2 separate regions of the Homo sapiens genome follow, and region 1 is linked to region 2. The links are chromatin contacts, found by Hi-C or POLR2A ChIA-PET in ENCODE. All regions are on one chromosome and are shown on one strand. The core of a region is the stretch at or near the end of the contact, and the rest is flanking DNA. Distances in the headings are between cores, read along the strand shown. Region 1 overlaps OGDH (oxoglutarate dehydrogenase). Region 2 overlaps OGDH (oxoglutarate dehydrogenase).

Evidence for each region. A loop is a pair of places that touch in the nucleus more often than their neighbours do. ChIA-PET counts read pairs that join two places held with the same protein, here RNA polymerase II (POLR2A). Pooled maps may share reads with other maps.
Region 1: a map of naive thymus-derived CD4-positive, alpha-beta T cell shows a loop between it and region 2 (2.2-fold over the local background). The contact joins two enhancer-like sites. A Hi-C loop is called at or near these places in 6 of 168 maps with a recorded cell type or tissue (CD4-positive, alpha-beta memory T cell, CD8-positive, alpha-beta T cell, cardiac septum and 3 more), 1 of 37 single-sample maps with no recorded cell type and 6 of 50 pooled maps. POLR2A ChIA-PET finds 5 or more read pairs at or near these places in 9 of 52 experiments (H1, HepG2, MCF 10A and 6 more).

Annotation. Positions count from the first base shown.
Region 1 is chr7:44,677,201-44,679,900 of GRCh38, reverse strand. All of the region lies in intron 9 of OGDH (oxoglutarate dehydrogenase), which reads right to left. Among named protein-coding and RNA genes, the nearest start is that of ZMIZ2, 70 kb to the left of the region's middle. RefSeq lists a silencer at 1,542-1,755. Within about 2 kb of position 1,325, at least 12 of the 41 ENCODE cell types and tissues checked have a DNase peak (open chromatin) inside an H3K27ac peak, as active enhancers do; they include gastrocnemius medialis, where a contact is called at or near this core.
Region 2 is chr7:44,637,918-44,640,617 of GRCh38, reverse strand. All of the region lies in intron 2 of OGDH (oxoglutarate dehydrogenase), which reads right to left. Among named protein-coding and RNA genes, the nearest start is that of OGDH, 33 kb to the right of the region's middle. RefSeq lists enhancers at 645-1,172, 1,487-1,636, 1,701-2,228, 2,117-2,236, 2,082-2,592. Within about 2 kb of position 1,262, at least 40 of the 41 ENCODE cell types and tissues checked have a DNase peak (open chromatin) inside an H3K27ac peak, as active enhancers do; they include gastrocnemius medialis, where a contact is called at or near this core.

The DNA.
Region 1 (2,700 bases), core at 76-2,575, 39 kb before region 2:
CTGGCAAGTGCAAAGTCTGCAGGGCGGGCTGGCAGGCTGGAGACCCACAGCAGAGCTGATGTTGCAGCTTAAGTGTGAAGGCTGTCTGGAGGCAGAATTCCTTCTTTTCTGGGAACCTCAGTTTTTTCTCGAAGGCCTTGAACTGACTGGATGAAACCCACTCACATTGTGCAAGGTCTTCTACTTTACTCAAAATCTACTGGTTTAAACGTTAATCTTATCTTTACAAAATGCCATCTAGATGGGTGTTTAGCAAAAAAAACCTGGACGCTGTGGCTAGCCAAGGTGATATACAACACACCCTCTCCTGCTGTGTCCTCAGCCTACGGGCCTACTGACCTGCACCTCCCTGAGTTCTTGTGATTACCCTGGTCCTCAGCGCTGTGCTGAGTCATCCTTGGTTAAGACCCATGATTTGTGTGTCAGGGACAAAACCTAGAATTTTTAAAAACAGAACTGCAGGTGTCCTGCCTTTTGGTGGATGTGGCAGGTGCTCACTAGGATAGCAGCATGTGGACGTAAGGATCTGGTTTGCTTACGGGGCCCCCTTGGAGGTGTGCAGCTTTGCTACGATGCCCAGGCTGCCTGAGTGTAAAAGCCATTGGTTTTGAGTCACTGACATTTCATGCTTTCCTGATCCCGATAGTGTGTTGTTTCTTCCCGCAGATACTTTTCTGTCCAGTCTGTCTTCTGCTGACAGGGCACCTGTAGTCAGTCTTCCTCTTGTCATGGTATTTGCTCTTGATCATCCTGGTGATGTTGTACTGCGACTACCATGCCATACTGCACTGTGGTAACTGTCTGCTGAAATCACAGCCAGGACACATGGGGAATCTCCTTGTGTCTGGCAGCCTGAGCCATACCTCTGGCAGGAGCGGGTTCTCCCTTTGCAGCAGGTTGCATTGCTGCACTGAGGAAATGCTTTCATGAACAAAGATCCCAAAGGCCATATTAGCACTGAGCCAAATCAGGTCTGTTTCACAATCATGCATGAGGTTATGGGATGACCTCAGCTGCACTTACAGAAAGTATGTAATTCTTCACGAAAAATGCTGAGAGTTACATAACACACACTCCAGCTCCCTGAGTTTCTGGATTTAATAGAAATCAAATCATGTCCTATGGGTGTCAAGAGGAGTAAGAAGAACAGGCAGATGGCTGAGCCTGCAATGACCCCACACTGACCCTGCTGGGGACATGTGAGGGCTTGAGGCAAGGTGACGAGGAGGCTCAGAAAGAGGGCCTGGCAGCTATCCACATTGGGGCAAGGGCAAACTTGTGACAACAAGGTTTGTGTAGACTGGAAAACAAAGGGACTGACAGTTCGGACTCAGCTGCATGCAGACTTATGAGCAAATCAGGGACTAACCAGCCTCTCCTGTCCTGGCATCTCATGAAGGGACCAATCAGTGTGACCATCTGTAGCAGTTTAAAATATACTCTATTGCTTTTACTCTAATGATTTCATTCCTTTTTGGGAAATTTCCAGCATTATGAGGTGAGTACTGCTAGAGTGGATTTCTGTCCACAATCTATGAATGTGGGAATCACCCAAAGTTTTCGGTAATCTCATTCCACTACTCAGCCCAAATGCCTGGGCGAGTGTCCTAGCCAAGGAGGGTGCAAATACCAGAGGCACTGGTCATCACAATGCTGATCTCCCCATGCCGATCTCACCTTAGCCCAGGCCATCCCAGACACCCAGTGTTGTTACTGCCTGCGGGGGCTGCAGGTTCCCCAGAGCTAAGGCCTCTTTGCATCTAGTTGAAGTTTCTGTGGCACTGTCCTGGCCCATGAGCTTGAAGCCATGGAATGACCTCTGCGTCCCTGTGGGTCATACTCGTTCTTTACAGTGAGCATTGATCGATGCGGGAATCACTTCCCCAGCCCAGGCTCCATTACCTATGATGACAGTTTCCCTTCCTCTAACACTGTAAGCATGACAGTAGTAGATTTACAGTATTTAAAATTATAGAGCCTGGTAAAGTAATAATTGGTTCCACTTCTTTTTTTTTTTTTTTTCCTTTGAGAAGGAGTCTCCCTCTGTCACCCAGGCTGGAGTGCAGTGGCGTGATCTCAGCTCACTGCAACCTCCGCCTCCCAGGTTCAAGCAATTCTCCTGCCTCAGCCTCCTGAGTAGCTGAGACTACAGGCGTGTGCCACCATGCCCGGCTAATTTTTTTTTTGTATTTTTAGTAGAGATGGGGTTTCACTGTGTTAGCCAGGATGGTCTCGAACTCCTGACCTCAGGTGATCCACCCGCCTCAGCCTCCCAAAGTGCTGGGATTACAGGCGTGAGCCACCGCACCTGGCCAATTGGTTCCACTTCTAACATAGACCTGACTTCTTTCCAGGGCACAACTAGGAGGCCGGCCCCTCCCTGCTCTGTGTCCCCAATTCCCCCTACATCTTTGCTCTTACCTTTCATCTCCAGAAAACATTCTTCCCTTCCCACCTCCCTAAATCCTGCCACTTCTCAAATAAAATGACAACTACCTGCTCTGCTACTAAGGGGTGTGCCTTCTATCCTTGGTCCAACTCTAGCCCACACCCCTGCACACCTCTTCCAAAGCTCTTCACGGCTAACTCCAGTTTCCTATCATGCCGTGTATGTGCTATTTGCTTCTTTACACACGACCTTTTTTCTAAAAAGAACAGGAGGCTCTGGAGAGAAAAGTGGTGATGCCTTCTTTATATGTT
Region 2 (2,700 bases), core at 13-2,512:
AAGACCTTAGATCAAGAGTCTCTCCAGCTGTACAGACAGCCTCCTTTATCCTAGGGGACAATATTCACTTTTGGATCCAGAGCCAAAAGTCATAGCAAAATCACAAGTTTACTTCTTTTCAATAAAATTAGCTTTGAATAACAATTAAAATAGTAAAACAAAACAAAACAAAAAAAACCCACCAATAGCAGCAGGGATAGGTATAGCTAACTTTTACTGAGGCTCTCTGTGGGCTTTTCCAACTTACTTAGAGCACCTGGAATGTCAATCATATTCCCACTGGAGAGATGTGGGCTCAGGCAGAATTTACACACAGCAGTCACCAGGCAGGGTATTAATAAGGTTAACTGAGTAATAGCAGAGCGACGCTTAAAGAACTCTGGTCACTCTAGTAACAGTGCCTCTTACCCTAGCTTAACCTTGCCAAAGAGAGCTGGGCGCTTCTGGGCTCAACAATAAAATGAAAGGAATTTCCAGCCACTGATGCCTGGGATCACAAGGTCAGGGTCAAGGTCAGCTCTCTGGTCCTGAGCCACAAAGGCTGCAGGACTCCTTCCAGCCTAGGCCCTGGAGACAGGGCGATCATGATCATCGGGCCTCCACTCTCTGACCTTCTTTTGTGCTTGGAATACAACTCCAGGTGATTTTCAATTGGCTGAGGATAACTGCACAGACGGAAATTCAGCTCATGCTGGAGGCAGTCAGAAAAAAACTGGTTCATACCGGTACTGCTGAGCTGCTGGGAATCCCCGGGAAGGAAAATGCTGGGAATGCAACTTCTGCAGCCTTTCCCTTATTCATCTTACACCATGCATCCCACTTCACTCTCCAGTTGGCTCAGTTCCCACACCACTGGGGGAGCACCCTGCCCCACCTTCAGACAAAGAGCCCATTCTGTCTCCAGGACTGGGTGAGCCCCCACACCCAACAACAGCAAGCCCTCTTTGCGCCAAGACCTGGAGGTATACTAAAAGGTTTTTGAATTGAGTGATAGAATGTTTTGTATCGAGTGTAGTGACTGCACACATTTGGCAAAACCTACTGCACTAAACACTTAAAACAAGTGAATTTTAATATATGTAAGTTAAACCTCAAAAAAGTTTATTTATTCAAAAAGGCTTTGAAAATGAAGGTCATTATTTGGCCTGCAGGCTTCACCTCCCAACAGATGTGGCAGCAGGAAGCCAGACCTGCCCAAGTACCAGAGCTCCCAGGCACCCACTGGCCCCACCCCTCCCTGTATGAGTCACCAATGGGGCCACTTCCTTCCTGGTGGGGCCCAGATGCCACAGTCCATCCCCCACTCTCTTTCCACCTCCCTGTTGTCCTGCAACCCTGTATCTCTCTAACATCTTCCACTCCCCAAGGAGATACCTCTTCTCCAGCTCCTTAAACTACCCACCCCTGCCTCATCCTCTGAACACCTGAATCTGGATCTGCCTTCCATAACCCCTGGCTTTAGGTTCCAGGGGACCTGCAGAGCCCTCCCTGTCCACTTGCTCCCATGCCCCAGCATCATGCTCCTTCCTTCCCGCAGGCCTGGCAGCTACCCTTCTTTCCATGGGATGTTTGTCCTCTCCCTTCACATGGTCGCTTAGCTTTGTCACTATCTGGGAGAGCGTTTCCCCTTCTGATACTCCCAGCCCTTACTGTACACTCATCTCAACCTGAGATCTCTCCCCTGCTGTCTGTCCCCATCCTGGGGGATAAATCAAGACTAGGCTGAGTCATTGACCACCCAGCGCAAACAGAAGCCCCTTCAAAAAGAAGAGAAAGCTTCTGGAAGAGAGAGTCAAAGCATGTCCCATCTAATTCCCATGGAGCATGAAGAGACACCTGGAAGGGATAGAAGCCCACTCACTGAAAGGTGGCACCTGGTGGCTGATGGCTCACTGAGAACCTGAGCTGAGTCAGGCGACCTCAGCTCTCTTACTGAGTGAGAAAAATAAGCCTGTTGGTTTAGGCTGCCTAAGCTGCATTTTCCCTTTCTTCCAGCCAAATTTATTCCTAATTATCCCTTGCTGTTGCCTGGATGTCCCGGAATTGCAGTCTGATGTAGGCAGGGGCAGTGACTTCTACTTCTAGAAACATTCCAAGTGACAAAGCAGAAGTGAAAAGGAGAAAGCACAGTAATGGGGAAAATCAGACTTGAGAATACACAATCTAATAGCATGCTACCATCAAACACACTGAAGACCTAAGTTTCCTATAATAGAAACAGTTTTTCACTCATGAGAAATGGAGGCAGTCAGACTTTGGTTTCTTTATGAAGTAAGTGTGGTATTTGGGCCTTACTTTAGTACTTGGCTCAGGGCGGTGACAGGGACTTCTGAGTCACAATGACGTACGTGGGTGTGCCCAGCTCCACACCCAAGTTGCAACCCATCACTAGTGTTATTCATCTCTCCAATCTCTTAATTGGCTTCTGTTGCACAACTAATAACGTAAGGAAAATATCTGTCCCCTTGCCTTGCCTCAAATATACAGTTACACACAGTTAATTCTCTGACCACCAATGACAATGTCACTGATAAGGGGGAAAAGGTTAAAATGTTAAGGTAAGTGGGCAAGGTTGTAAATGACATTCAAGGGGCAGGAAGCTGCCAGAAGGAGTGAGGGGTCCTGGGCCAGGGGAGGGGTGCGGGAAAGCACTCACTCCCAAAAGGCCAACTTCTGAGCCCTGCAAGGGGCTATGGGATT